Linked DNA regions of Homo sapiens: region 2 is linked to region 1. A link is a contact called in ENCODE Hi-C or POLR2A ChIA-PET data. All regions are on one chromosome and are shown on one strand. The core of a region is the stretch at or near the end of the contact, and the rest is flanking DNA. Distances in the headings are between cores, read along the strand shown. Region 1 overlaps ORC3 (origin recognition complex subunit 3). Region 2 overlaps LOC101928911 (a long non-coding RNA gene).

Region 1 (6,790 bases), core at 2,876-5,375:
TAAATCAGCTGGACTTCATAGTCTATAGATATAAACATTAAAAAAGGCCATAAACCCCAGGAATAGGAAATGTTATTTCTAAAAAGTAACTCTGGAGAACTTGCAAATTATGTCCCTTTGTAAAAATACTTTTCTTTTTGCCAAATTTTCAAATCCAACAAGGGAAATCCCACAATTAAAAACAGAATAGGTTACTATTTCTTTCCCTACTTCAGAAATAACTGGATCTGAGATCTCTTATTTAGTACCAAATTCTAGTATAGTATGTGTTAAACATGTACTTCTCTTTTTACCTCCTAAAAGATGGTAGACGTCGGATGTTTTCACATTGATTATTTGATAAAAAATTTATTCTTCTTTTGGCTTCTGGAAGATTACAGCACAGGACACTTAAGGGCTGGGAATAGAAATGCTCTAATAGAGAAAGCTGAAAGACATGTGAAGATTAAACATATTTGTTATATTTTGGCAGTAAATCTATTGCGCTACAATCTGCTCAATTTTAAGGATTTTTTTAAAGAGCCAAAGTATTTATGGCACTAATATATTTAATAATGTCACAATAACACTGCAAACAACATAAAAATGGCTATATAACTCCATATTTTAAGGTTCCAATTCTGTGAAGAAGGTCAGAAAATGGTAATCTTTGAAATACAAACTAAGATAAACTAATGCAAATGGATAGAACAGCTATCTGCAAAAGCAACACATAATAATTACAAATGTGGTGTGGACCAAACTGAGGTTTAAAGAAAGGGTCTAATAGATACCCCAAAACTCATAAGAAAATGCCAATCTAAAATCAGTGTAAAAACTGGTCTGTTACAAAAAATAATGCTGCAATGGTAGGAGCTGTGCCTATGGATTAAAGTGAATGATGAAAATTTATCTTTACAAATTAATTTTTTTCCCATGGAGGAAAACATGGTGTACTATCTGGTAGATATAAGCATTTTAATAATAGAATGCTGTGGGCTCTATGGTAGAAGGGAAGACAATTTTCCAGATTCTAACATTCAGTTTGCTTAGAATCAACATAATGAACGTTTGGATAATCTTGTATACATTTGGATAGTCTTGAGTTTTATACCTAGAAACTGGTATAACTTGCAAGACTATGCAAATGTTCATTATGTTGATTCTAAGCAAACTTTGCTTGACCAGTTTGGTATTTTCAGGTACCCTGATACTGGTCACTCCTCATCACAAATTAATAAATTAGCATGTTAGGTTACATATCCATCTTAAGGTATTTGTTTGGGATGAATCAATAATCTTGGGCTTGATCCTTCCTGGGGGAACTGATAATGAATTTCTGAGTTCATAATGCTGACAACAAGATACCCAAGGCTAGAGGAAATCTTCCAAAATAGTCCATTCTCTAAGGCTGTAAGGCAAAGGGCCTGCCTAACTTAGAAACAAGTACAAAATAGAAAGCAACTGTTTATGCCAGGTGCTAAATTACTTTTGCACATATTAACATAATTTTGTTTCTTCTCTTTTCTAATTATGTCAAAGTGATAATGCTTATCCCAATGTTAACAGTACTTTTCGGACATGAGAAAAATAAAAACTAAACAGGCTAAGGGGCTTGCTGCGGAAGAGGAATGGGAGGAAGCCACAGAAGTTACAGTAGAGCTACAAATAGGATATGAACCCATTATCACTTAACTATTTTGTTCAAGTGTGTTTTCAATATCTGGGTCAATCAACAAGTTGGTTAACATATCCACCTAATGAAGGGAAGGCTAAAACACACAGAATGATAATATGTCCTGCTGTACATCCTATGGAAATCAGGAATTACATAGTCCTAGTTACTCAGGAAACTAAGATGGAAGATCGCTTGAGCTCAGGAGTTTGAGACCAGCCTGGGCAACAGAGTGAGACTCTGTCTCAAGTAGAAATCACGACTTACCAATATTTTCCACTGAGGACTAGGAAAACTGGGGAAATGAGGTCTAAAGATGCTGTCACTTGTTAGTGGTGTGACCTTGGCCAAGCCACTTAACTTAAATCTTAATTTCTTCATGTGCAAAACTGAGGATAATACACATGAATAAAACCATGCAGGCCAGGCAAGGTGGCTCACGCCTATAATATCAGTACTTTGGGAGGCCAAGGTGGGTGGATCACCGGAGGTCAGAAGTTCGAGACCAGCCTGGCCAACATGGTGAAACCCCATCTCTACTAAAAATACAAAATTAGCCAGGCGTGGTGGCGCATGCCTGTAATCCCAGCTGCTCAGGAGGCTGAGGCAGGAGAAGCACTTGAAATCGGGAGACGGAGGTTGCAGTGAGCTCAGATTATGCCACTGCACTCCAGCCTGGGCGACAGAGCGAAACCCTATCTCAAAAAGAAACAAAAACAAAAAAACCATGTAAATAGTTTAGTAAAGTGTCAAGCATAAAGGAAGTGCTTAATAAATTATCAGGAAACCATAAAATCATCTAATCTGATTGCTTTATTTTACAAATGAGAAAACTGAGACCCTGAGAGATTAAGTAACTTGGTTAATGTCCTTTACTTTCTGTCTCAAGGTATTTAGAGTACAGTTTCTATTTCCTGAATCTCTTTTTCCCTTGGCTTCAGTGGTACTCCACTTTCTACCGGTTCTCCTTGTTTTTAGTCTCCTTTTCTACTGCTCAGTTTTACAGGTCAGTTTGTCTTAAGGTGCTGCCCTTAGCCTTTCCTTACTCCCTCTAGCTGACATTTCATCCTCATAACATTATTTTAACTGCCACCTTTTAAGGATAAGTCCTAAATATCTATTTCCAGTCCAAATCTTTCTCCTGAGCACAAAATCTTTATGTCTAACACACCCCTAAATTAACCAGATACAAAAAGAAACTCATCCTTTTCTCACAACAACCTTGCTCTTTGCTATGTATTAACATGTACAGTTAATAAACGGTACTAACCTCCAATCTGCCAAGCTAGAGCCTGTGTCATCTTACTCCTCTCTTAACCTTTCAGCTTCAAGTCAAGTAAGAAAAAAAAAAACAACAGAACATCCTATGACCTACTTAGTCACTAGGTTTTTTTATTCGATCTCATCCTCAAATTTGTTTCCTCCTCTCCAGTTCCACTACCATTACCTTAGTTTATTTAAGTCCTTGTCATGTCCTGTCTAGATTACTGCAATAGCATTCTAACAGATCTCTCTTCCCCTACTGTTGCTTTTGCCTGAAATTCTGACCTGGCTCGCTCCTATTTCTTAGGCATACACTTCTGTTTTCCTATGGAACCCCAGGGCATGTTTCTTTCATAGCACTGACTACTCAGATTTGTGGGTTTACTGTTTTGCCTCCATCATTAAACAAATAACAATTTGAAGGCAGAGATTTCTTTTTTTTTTTTTGAGATGGAGCCTCACACTGTTGCCCAGGCTGGAGTGCAGTGGCATGATCTCCGCTCACTCGCTCACTACAACCTCCACCTCCCAGGTTTAGGTGATCTCCTGCCTCAGCCCCCCAAGTAGCTGGGATTAGAGGCATGCGCCACCATGCCTGGCTAATTTTTTGTATTTTTAGTAGAGACAGGGTTTCACCATGTTGGCCAGGCTGGCCTCGAACTCCTGATATCATGATCTGCCTGCCTCGGCCTCCCCAAGTGCTGGGATTATAGGCGTGAGCCACCGCGCCCAGCCCAGAGATTTCATTTTTATCTGTATCTTCAGGGTTCAGCATAGTGCTTGGTTGACAATAGGTTCTTGACAAGTATTTATGAGTAAATGAATGAAATGAAATTAAAGAAATAATTTAGAAAGTTTAATCTTAATATCATTTAATTCTACATATTCCTAAGGTAAATAATGCTTTATTCTTTTAAAATACTCTTTAAAAAGTCAAAGTTGGGAGGAAAAGATACATATTAGCCAAAGAAACCACTGCAATCTTTTTTTGAAGGAAGGAAACATGAGAAATAATTTATAATCTTCAAGGCACTACACAAAATGAAGTATTATCAAATTGAATTTTTGCACCAAAGGTTACTAATACATATATAGGTTTTTAAAATCAGAATTTTGTTTGTTTTTTATAGAGACAGGTCTCTTGCTCTGTCACCCAGGCTAGAGTGCAGTGACACAATTATGGCTCACTGCAGCCTTGACTTCCCAGGCTCATGTGATTCTCCCACCTCACCCTCCCGAGGACCTGGGACTCTATAAATAAGCCACCACGCCTGGCTTATTTTTTATTTTTAATAGAGATGAGGCTGCATTATGTTGTTCAGGCTGGTCTCAAACTACTAAGCTCAAGTGATCCTCCCACCTTGACTTCCTAAAATGCTGGGATTATACGCATGAGCCACCGTGCCTGGCATAATACATAGGTTTTAATGAACTAGACAACTGGCATGTATTCAAAATGACTACACTTATGTAGCTTCCAAGAAAAGGAAATAATACTAACTTTTAAACAACTGGAGAATGGGGATCTTTTTTAGGTTACAGCATATATCATGAAGCTAAATTCCTGAATTAGCTTCAGGCAATTCATGAAACTAGTGAAAATGAATTCCCAATGTATCAGAATACAAATTACAGAGACACACACACACACACACATGCATGGTCCAGAAACTAAAAACCTTTTTTATATCTTTAAAGGATTATTAAAGAAGAAGAAACAGAAACAGCAACAGCAGTGACCACATGTAGCATGCAAAGCTAAAAATGGGCTGGGCGTAGTGGCTCAGGCCTGTAATCCCAGCACTCTGGGAACCAAGGTGGGTGGATCACCTGAGGTCAGGAGTTCGAGACCAGCCTGGCCAACATGGTGAAGCCCTGTTTCTACTAAATATACAAAAATTAGCCAGGCGTGGTGGCACGCACCTGTAATCCCAGCTACATGGGAGGCTGAGGCAGAATTGCTTGAACCCGGGAGGCGAAGGTTGCAGTGAGCTGAGATCATGCCACTGCACTCCAGCCTGGGCAACAAAGTGAAACTCCATCTCGAAAAAAAAAAAAGCTAAAAATGTTTAATATCTGGCCCTTTACAGAAGTTTGCTGACCCCTTATATATAGCATTTCCTTGGTAGAAAAAGTCCATAAGCTCTCATGAGAGTCTCGGAAACAAACCAAAAAAGTCTGCTTGCCCCTACCCCCAAAATGGTTAAGAATTGCTGGAATAGAAGTCTTTTCCCATTATTGATATCCTAATGAGTGCATTCTCTACAGTTTGCTGCAAGGTAACAAAGGAATTGTAGAACCTAGAATAAAATAACTGGAATTTACTTATTCTAGATTTTGCCATTTAAAATGCCTATCACACTAGACAGCCTGAAATAATGTGCAAATTATTTAGAATCAGCTTGAGAATTTTCAAACCCATTACTGTGTTCTTACCTGAAGTCCTTTTATAAAGTTTTGAACTGAGAAATCATGATACAAAAAGATGTTGGTCAGAACCTGTAATACTTTTTCATTTATTTTAAAGGGAAACTGAGTTGTAAGAAGTAGCTGAAAGAGATTAAAAGGGAGGGGGACACACTCCTTGTTAGTCTTCACTCTTCATAAATACTAAGTATTAATAATGAGGCAAAGAATGATATTATGACACAGTTAACTATGAAAGCTGCAATAATAGCTAGTTTTTTAAGCTCAAATGTCAACAAAAATTTTAAGTTAATTTATACAAGAGTAACAAAAAGAAGCTACTTATACTGTATCTTCAGAACCAAAGATCTATACCATCTTCCATCAAATTCCTAATTAAAAAAAAATACCACCTATTAACTATATCATCCTTTTTTTTTTCCTCACCAGAAACCACTGAAGAAGCTGCAGGCTTTGGCAATTCTTATTACCAGATGAGATTTTTTTCATTACTACTGATTCAAATTAATGAAGAGTAATATATTATGTATTGTTGAATGAGAAACACAAATGTCTATTTCACAGATGTCTATTTCAAAAGTATAGAATAGCTGAATTTGTATTATTTGGCTAATTTTCAATTGTCTATAGTGATGTTTTACATCTGGAAATGAAAAGTCACACAAGGCTTCTTAAACAGAAGCATAGTTGTAAAAGGCCAATTGAACTTGGCTATAACCAAGTTTTTTGTTTTCTTTTTGTAGAGGAAAGTTCTTGCTCTTTTGCCCAGGCTGGAGTGCAGTGGTGGCATCATAGCTCACTGTAGCCTTGAACTTCTGGGCTCAAGTGATTCTCCCACCTCAGCCTACCAAGTAAAAGGGATTATAGGTGCTTGCCACCCTTTCCGGCCTAGCCAAGCAAATTTAAAAATAGCAGCTTGAAAACATTTTCCTTAAAGTGTCTATAAATCACCTTTATGGAAAAAAAGAAAAACACTAAAACCCATGTGTAAGTGGCTAGTGGGCAGGTTGTTTTTAGTTTACCTTAAATAAGCAGCATAAAGCACATCTTAAAGGAGGTGAGTCCAGAAGCAATTTGGGGAAGGTCAATGATATGGTTTGGCTGTGTCCCCACCCAAATCCCATCTTGAATTCCCAAGTGCTGTGGGAGGGACCTGGTGGGAGGTAACTGAATCATGGGGAAAAGTCTTTCCCATGCTGTTCTCATGACAGTGAATAAGTCTTATGAAACCTGATGGTTTTATAAAGAGGAGTTCCCCTGCACAAGCTCTCTCTCTTTGCCTGCTACCAGCCATGTAAGATGTGATTTGTTCCTCCTTGCCTTCCACCATGATTGAGGCCTCCCCAGCCATGTGGAACTGAGTCCATTAAACCTCTTTCTTTTGTAAATTGCCCAGTCTCGCCTATGTCTTTATCAGCGGTGTGAGAACAGACTAATACAGTAAAT
Region 2 (6,790 bases), core at 2,102-4,601, 180 kb before region 1:
TTTATTATTTTTCTCTAAAATACGTATCACTGTTGAAAGTAAAAATTATAGCATCATAATTGAGGGGTTTAAATCATGTGTATATGGAATATATATAACACCTGTAGTATAAAGGAGGAAGTTGATGGTAAAGCACAGATGGCCAGTGAAAGCGAAACTCCCTGGCAGACTTCATTTTTTATGTATAACTTACATTTAGTAAAGTGCAAAGATCTAAGTGTGCACTTGATGAATTTATGCGCATAACCACCACCGAGATCAAGATTTAAAATATTCTGACTCCCCCAAAACGTTCCCTTGTGTCCCTTCCCATTTGATGCCACTCATCTCGCCTCTATCACCATAGATTAGTGTTACCTGTAGACACCCATTTTCTCCATGTTTCCTTTTCCCACTTCTCAGTCCTCTGTTTTCCCTTGTTGCCTTTAGGGCTGTATTGGCACCTCTGTCAAAGGCTCATTAGAGGGATATGTATATCTATTCCTCAGAGCTACATAGATAAATTAATTTCTAAAACAAATTAATTTCTATTCCTCAGAGCTACATAGATAAATTAATTTCTAAAACAAGAGGCATGGAGCCGAGGAAGACAAAAGGGAGTATGAGTAGAAGAACGGGATTCTTCCCTGAACATGCCCTGCTTACTAGCTACATGGAATGAAAACAAGCACCACTTATGTTTCATCGAAACTCCACTTTCTCCAACAAGCCTGTAAAAGCCATGGAGTCTGCCTGTCATGATCCAGCAGGCAGGACTTCTGGTCCCAACTTTCTCAGATTTTACAGCCTCTGTAAGTGTGCTTCAAAGCTCTTCCCCAGGGCTGTTCCAGCAGCACCGAGTGCCCACAGCAGCCAAAGGCACCCTCACATCAAGTCCCAGAACTTGATAATGATGATGTTGGCCTTGAGTGGAGGGTTGCTGATTAGGAGACAGTAGGTGGGGGAATGCAGCAAGCTCTGAACACAAGTTAATTAATGACCACAGTGTGTGCAGTTAATGCTAACATCAAAAGCCAGCAGCATGAAGGGCTCTTTGATCTCCAGTTCAGTACCCTTTCAAGTTGTCCCCTTTATCTTGCCCAGAAAGTTCTTGCTTCTTTCTGCCTTGATTTTTAGGAAGAATTTTAATAAGAATGACCTCCAGCCCCATCCACATACCCCGTGGCAAGCAGGAAATGGGCTAGAGCAGCATCCTGAATACACAGTTAGATCCCTGCATCTCATTGTTACCAAAAGGCTCCAGTTCCCAGTGACATAAAGTGGAATCACAGCTGTCCTTTTAAAAAAAGCTTGTGCACAGGAAACCTGTATAAGAAGGTTCTCAGCAGCATTCTTGATAGGAGTCAAAAGCTAGAAACAGCTAAAATGTCCAGCAACAATAGAATGAATACATTGCTGGGTGTTCTAACAATGGAATAATATATATCCATGAAAATGGACATGACACAGCTCCATGTGACCACATAGATGTATTTAACAGGCATAATAATGGATGAAAGAAGCCAGGAGTAAAATAATAAATGCTACATAATCTCATTTATATAAATTTAAAAACATGCAAGACTAAATTATAATGTTTCTAGGGTGAATAGTTAGGCAGCAAAAGCATAAAAGAGAAGCAAAGAAACAATTACATTAAAATCAGGGAGGACAAGGGCTTCACTCCTTCAGAAGAAACTAAAAGACTTTCTGTGAAAAAAAATTAATGATACCCAATGTTAGCAAAGATGTAGGAAAAGAGGCATTCTTGTACAATTCTAGTGGGAGGGTGAATTGGTACATCATTTCCATTACTTTTGTAACCTAACTATTCACCTAGAAACACTGTAATTTAGCCTTGAGTGTTTTGAAATTTATATAAATGGGCTCATACAGCAAGTTGGCAATGTGAATTAAATGTCTTATAAAAATGCACGCTGGTTGATCCACGAATTTCCTTTTGATCTCAAGGAAGTTATCAGCTGGGTACTTCAAGATCTATACACAAACCTGTTCATTTCAACATTATTTATAAAAATGGTTTCTAGTAGCACACCCAGATATTTGGATCTTACCAAATACCTTGCAGCAGAGCTATATGGAGATGCAAATATTTTCACCAAATATTATTGAAAACATTTCTCATGTGGTCCATTTTTAATTATAGAAAGCATAAATACATATTTAAATGTGTTGTAGGATATTTCACAAAATGTTAACATGACCCTGGGCAAGGAAAAATCATGGGTGATATATTTTTCATCAATAGTCTGTATTTTATGTATTTTTTCCCAAAAATGGACATGCATTTTAACTGTATAAAAAATTCAAGGCCGGGCACAGTGGCTCATGACTGTAATCCCAGCACTTTGGGAGGCTGAGGGGGGTGGATCACCTGAGGTCAGGACTTCGAGACCAGCCTGGCCAACATGGTGAAACCCCATCTCTACCAAAAATACAAAATTAGCCGGACATGGTGGTGCGTGCCTGTAAACCCAGCTACTCAGGAGGCTGAGGGAGAAGAATCATTTGGACCCAGGAGGTGGAGGTTGCAGTGAGTCGAGATCATGCCATTGCACTCCAGCCTGGGCAAAAAGCGAATCTCCACTTTAAAAAAATAATAATAAATATAAATAAATACATACATACATACACATCTTTAAATGGAAGAAAAAGTAAAATCGGGGCAGAGTGGGGGTGTGACAGGGAAGGGGTGTATGGAGGAGGGATGTGTTCTGGGAGCTAGAGATGCTCTATTCTTGATCAGAATGATAGTCATCAGGGTGTTCCCTTCATTCTGCTGTACATTTATTCTCTAATCTTTTCAGTCACTCTACCATATTTCACAACTTTTAAAAAGGGGAGGGGGTTAAAAAAAGAAAAGTCTGAGAATTTTAACACAAGCTAGGGGAAACTGTAGTTTCAAAGAAAAAAAAAAAAAAGGAAGAAGAAGAAAAGCCTGTTCAGTTGCTGCAATGCCTAATAAAGCTGCAAATACAGCCCAAACCCACAGGCTGTCAGATTCACAAAGTGTGAATGTAATGTAGGCAGGGGAGATGAAGCATTGAGTTATGTTTCTCACTCACACACACACACACACACACACACACACACATGAAAATCTGTCCTTCTGGCCGCCCACCCTTCACCTAATCAGCACCAGTCTAGGCTGCTCAGTGGTGTGTATTCTCACCAAGGTGCTGCCCAGAAGATCCACCTTGCTCAGGGAAGCGTAGTTGGTCCTGTTCCCTTTCACTTTTGCTGGTGCCAGAAATCCTGACAGAAGCAACAGTCTCTATGGTGCCAGAAGAGGAGGCTGTAGCGCTGCCTGGAGACAAACCCTTGCAGAATATATGCTTCCAATTGGAACATGTTGCTTTTAGAGCCTCAGGGCCCTGCAAGGGCAGGATGTGCCGCTCTGATTCCCAGTGTGTGACAGCAGGGGATTCCTCCCAGTTATTCTCAGAGTCAGGCTGTGGTTTGTACTTTCTTTTTTTTTTAGAGACGGAGTCTCGCTCTGTTGCCCAGGCTGGAGTGGTGCAGTGGTGCGATCTCGGCTCACTGCAACCTCCGCCTCCCGGTTTCAAGTAATTCTCCTGCCTCAGCCTCCTGAGTAGCTGGGACTACAGGCACACGCCGCCATGCCCGGCTAGTTTCTCTTGTCTTTTAGTAGAGAGGGGGTTTCACCATGTTGCTCAGGCTGGTCTCAAAACCCTGAGCTCAGGCAATCCGCCCACCTCGGCCTCCCAAAGTGCTAGGATTAGAGGTGTGAGCCACTGCACCCGGCCGGTTTGTACTTTCTATCAGATCATTCAACTAAACTTTGTGACACCGCAGATAAAACAAAGCAGATTAATGTCGCTGATCCAAAGAGCCAGGTTCTGCTGCACTTGGACCCAATGGGACCCGAAGAGGCTTCGGCTCTCCAGCAAAGATTGGGGGAGCCAGGTTTGTCCTCACCCGTAGTTCAGGGATGGTGTTGGGTAATTTTGATAAAGTACCCCTTCCTCATAGAAGCAAAAACTCCTTTCTGTTATTTTTTCTTTTAACTTCCAAATTAAAGACACCAACATGTTGTAACAAACAACATAGAACATCCTTTAATCCAGTAAGGGGCACTGCCAACCATGAAGAAGGTCAGTTCACAAGCAGACACATAGGGCATAGACATGGCCTTCCCGTTGCAATCTTGGTTCCACCTCTCATGGTACCTCACGCTCTCTGTCTTGTGTTGTAACTATCTGTGCACTTACCATTGACTTTATCTCCTCCATTACTGGGCTGCAGGCTCCCAGAGGACATAATCCGTGTACAATGGATTTACCTTTGTTTCCTCCCTGCCTGGCATAATGCCTTGTAGTCAGTAGCTCCTCCAAATGTTTGTAGAGAAGAAGAAAGGGAATTAGCATGCCTTAATCTCTAAGCTGTACCAGTTACTATACATATGCTTAATGTATATGATCATATTTAACTCGTAAAACCAGCCTCCAAGGTGTTATTATTACCATTTTATAGAAATGGTAAAGAAACGGAGGCTCAAAAAAGTTAGATGCCTGCTTAAGATCACTGAGCCAGTTAGAGTGAGAGATGGACTTGAGTCTAGAACTGTCCCTCTGCCAAATTCCTGCTCTTATTTCTTCATTAACGAGTGAATGAATGGGGGTTAATGATACCTGTGCGATGAGTCATCCCCAGACCCCCAGGTGCTACTAACACTGCTTCCCAACCCTCGCCTGGGGTTGGCAGGGCTTTTTTAATTCACTGGATAGTCCCTAACAGGGCTGGCATTAACCCATAGACAATAGAGAAGTGGCCTTGGCATTAGTTTGTGAGATATTCTCTCTGCTCAGATAACCTCCAGGGCAAAAGTGAATGCCACTGCGTGCTTCCTCTGTCCTTAAGCATGACCACACCCATAAGGGCGAAGCAGACTCCTGAACTCACCCAAGCTTTTTCCTTAGAATGTCTTCCCCGTCATCTGCCTGACAAATGCCTGATCATCCTTCAGGATGCCTTCCTCAGCTCCCTCAGGCAGAGCTACTCACTCATTCTTCAGCTACTGCAAACTGAGTAGGGACTACACATTGTGGGGTCTAAAGTAATCAAAAGTCTCTACCCTTCAGGAACAGCAAGCCAAACAGGGAAGAAAAGAGACCAGCTGCAGTGGCTCACACCTGTAATCCCAGCACTTTGAGAGGCTGATGTGGGTGGATCACTTGAGGTCAGAAGTTTGAGACCAGCCTGGCCAACATGGTGAAACCCCGTCTCTACTAAAAATACAAAAATTAGCCGGGTGCGGTGGCGTGTGCCTGTAATCCCAGCTACTCAGGAGGCTGAGGCAGCAGAATCGCTTGAACCCAGGAGGTGGAGGTTGCAGTGAGCTGAGACTGAGCAGTGCACTCCAGCATGGGTGACAGAACAAGACTCTGTCTCAAAAAAAAAAAAATTAAATTAAATTATATATATATATATATCCCTTTTAAATAAGTTTAAATAAAAAGAGAGTTTATTGGAAAAATACATGGAAATTTCCTAGAACTCTAAATTGGGCAACACAGCCAGGCCTCAAGAGAGACAAGAACCAGGTACAGATATTAGGAACCAAAGCTTATTTTTGTTCTCTCTCTCTCCACATGTTCTTTCATCTCTGCTTCTGTCTTCTCTCTCTTCTCTCTCACTCTGAAAATACTAGCATCCTCTCTTCATTTGCACATGCATGAGCCAAACATAGATGCCCACATCTGATTTGTTTTTCCAAAATAAACAAAAAATTATAGTGACAATGAAATTTTTTTGACATTTTTGAAAATCCCTTTAGTGGCTTGCTTAATAAATGACAATTGAATCCCTACATCTGCTTCTACATTCAATCTGTTGTGATATACTATTTCAGTTGAAGTATATAAAGAAAATTCAGTCTCACAGAGAAATGTAGCTTAAAAAGAGTAAAGTATTTGTGGATAATTTTTGACAATACACCAAAACTCAACATGTGGTAGTTTCTTAAAGTTTAATTGCAATGTGGAATCTGAATTCATATAAAAGAAATTGTCTTTTTTACCATAACATTAAAATCCGCTAGTCTGTCTTGCACTTTGATTAGATCTTTAACCTGCACATTTGTCATTCATAAAATATTGGTTCACTGAGTTATACATCTCATCTTCCTAATGTTGACACATTTTATACAAATATATTTCTTAAATCTCATTTGTTGATATCACCACTGATCCCTTCAGAAAGGTCTTTAAGTATTGAAAAGCTATCAAGCTCACAGTGACAGATACAAGTTTTACAAAATTCTAGTTTTCGTTTGGAAACACAAATTCTAACATTGGCACAGAAAAAAAATGTTGTTGGTTGTTTTTCTTGAAGTGACAGGATAATCTGGTTCATTTTCAAGAAAATGTCTGCCAAATACCTGGTTTGAGACATCATAGTTTGTGCAGTCAAGTAGTAATGGTACTCCTTGAAAAAAAGCCATTAGTTTTAGTTCACCACGCAAGCAATTACTTAAGTGGTTTTCCCAGACAATTGCCTACTTCAGCATGCAGTAGATATGATGTATGCATTTTTTCCATTTCATCACACAGAATGTGAAAAAGACATGTACCCAAAAGTCAAGTTTTAATGAAATTAATTATTTTTACTGCTTCATCAGGGACATTATTAAGTAACACTGGCTTTTGCTTTTATTTTTTCCTTATTTTTTCTTACTGTGAGTGCATGGTAGTGAGAAATGTAACAACCACAGTAAGTGCTATTGCCTTGATTCATGCTAAGATGCCAGCAGTATTCCCCATCACTGCTG

Evidence for each region. Hi-C counts contacts between places; a loop is a spot of excess contacts on that map. ChIA-PET counts read pairs that join two places held with the same protein, here RNA polymerase II (POLR2A). Pooled maps may share reads with other maps.
Region 2: a map of Right ventricle myocardium inferior shows a loop between it and region 1 (3-fold over the local background). The contact joins two enhancer-like sites. A Hi-C loop is called at or near these places in 4 of 168 maps with a recorded cell type or tissue (PC-9, Right ventricle myocardium inferior, cardiac septum and 1 more) and 4 of 50 pooled maps. POLR2A ChIA-PET finds 5 or more read pairs at or near these places in 1 of 52 experiments (A673).

The regions. Positions count from the first base shown.
Region 1 is chr6:87,614,991-87,621,780 of GRCh38, reverse strand. ORC3 (origin recognition complex subunit 3) reads right to left here. Exons shown (of 20, transcript NM_012381.4): 9 at 5,354-5,467; 10 at 294-427. Among named protein-coding and RNA genes, the nearest start is that of ORC3, 28 kb to the right of the region's middle. Within about 2 kb of position 4,125, at least 2 of the 41 ENCODE cell types and tissues checked have a DNase peak (open chromatin) inside an H3K27ac peak, as active enhancers do.
Region 2 is chr6:87,793,213-87,800,002 of GRCh38, reverse strand. All of the region lies in intron 2 of LOC101928911 (a long non-coding RNA gene), which reads right to left. Among named protein-coding and RNA genes, the nearest start is that of AKIRIN2, 94 kb to the right of the region's middle. RefSeq lists enhancers at 70-139, 778-1,279, 3,077-3,176, 3,131-3,630, 3,631-4,132. Within about 2 kb of position 3,351, at least 5 of the 41 ENCODE cell types and tissues checked have a DNase peak (open chromatin) inside an H3K27ac peak, as active enhancers do.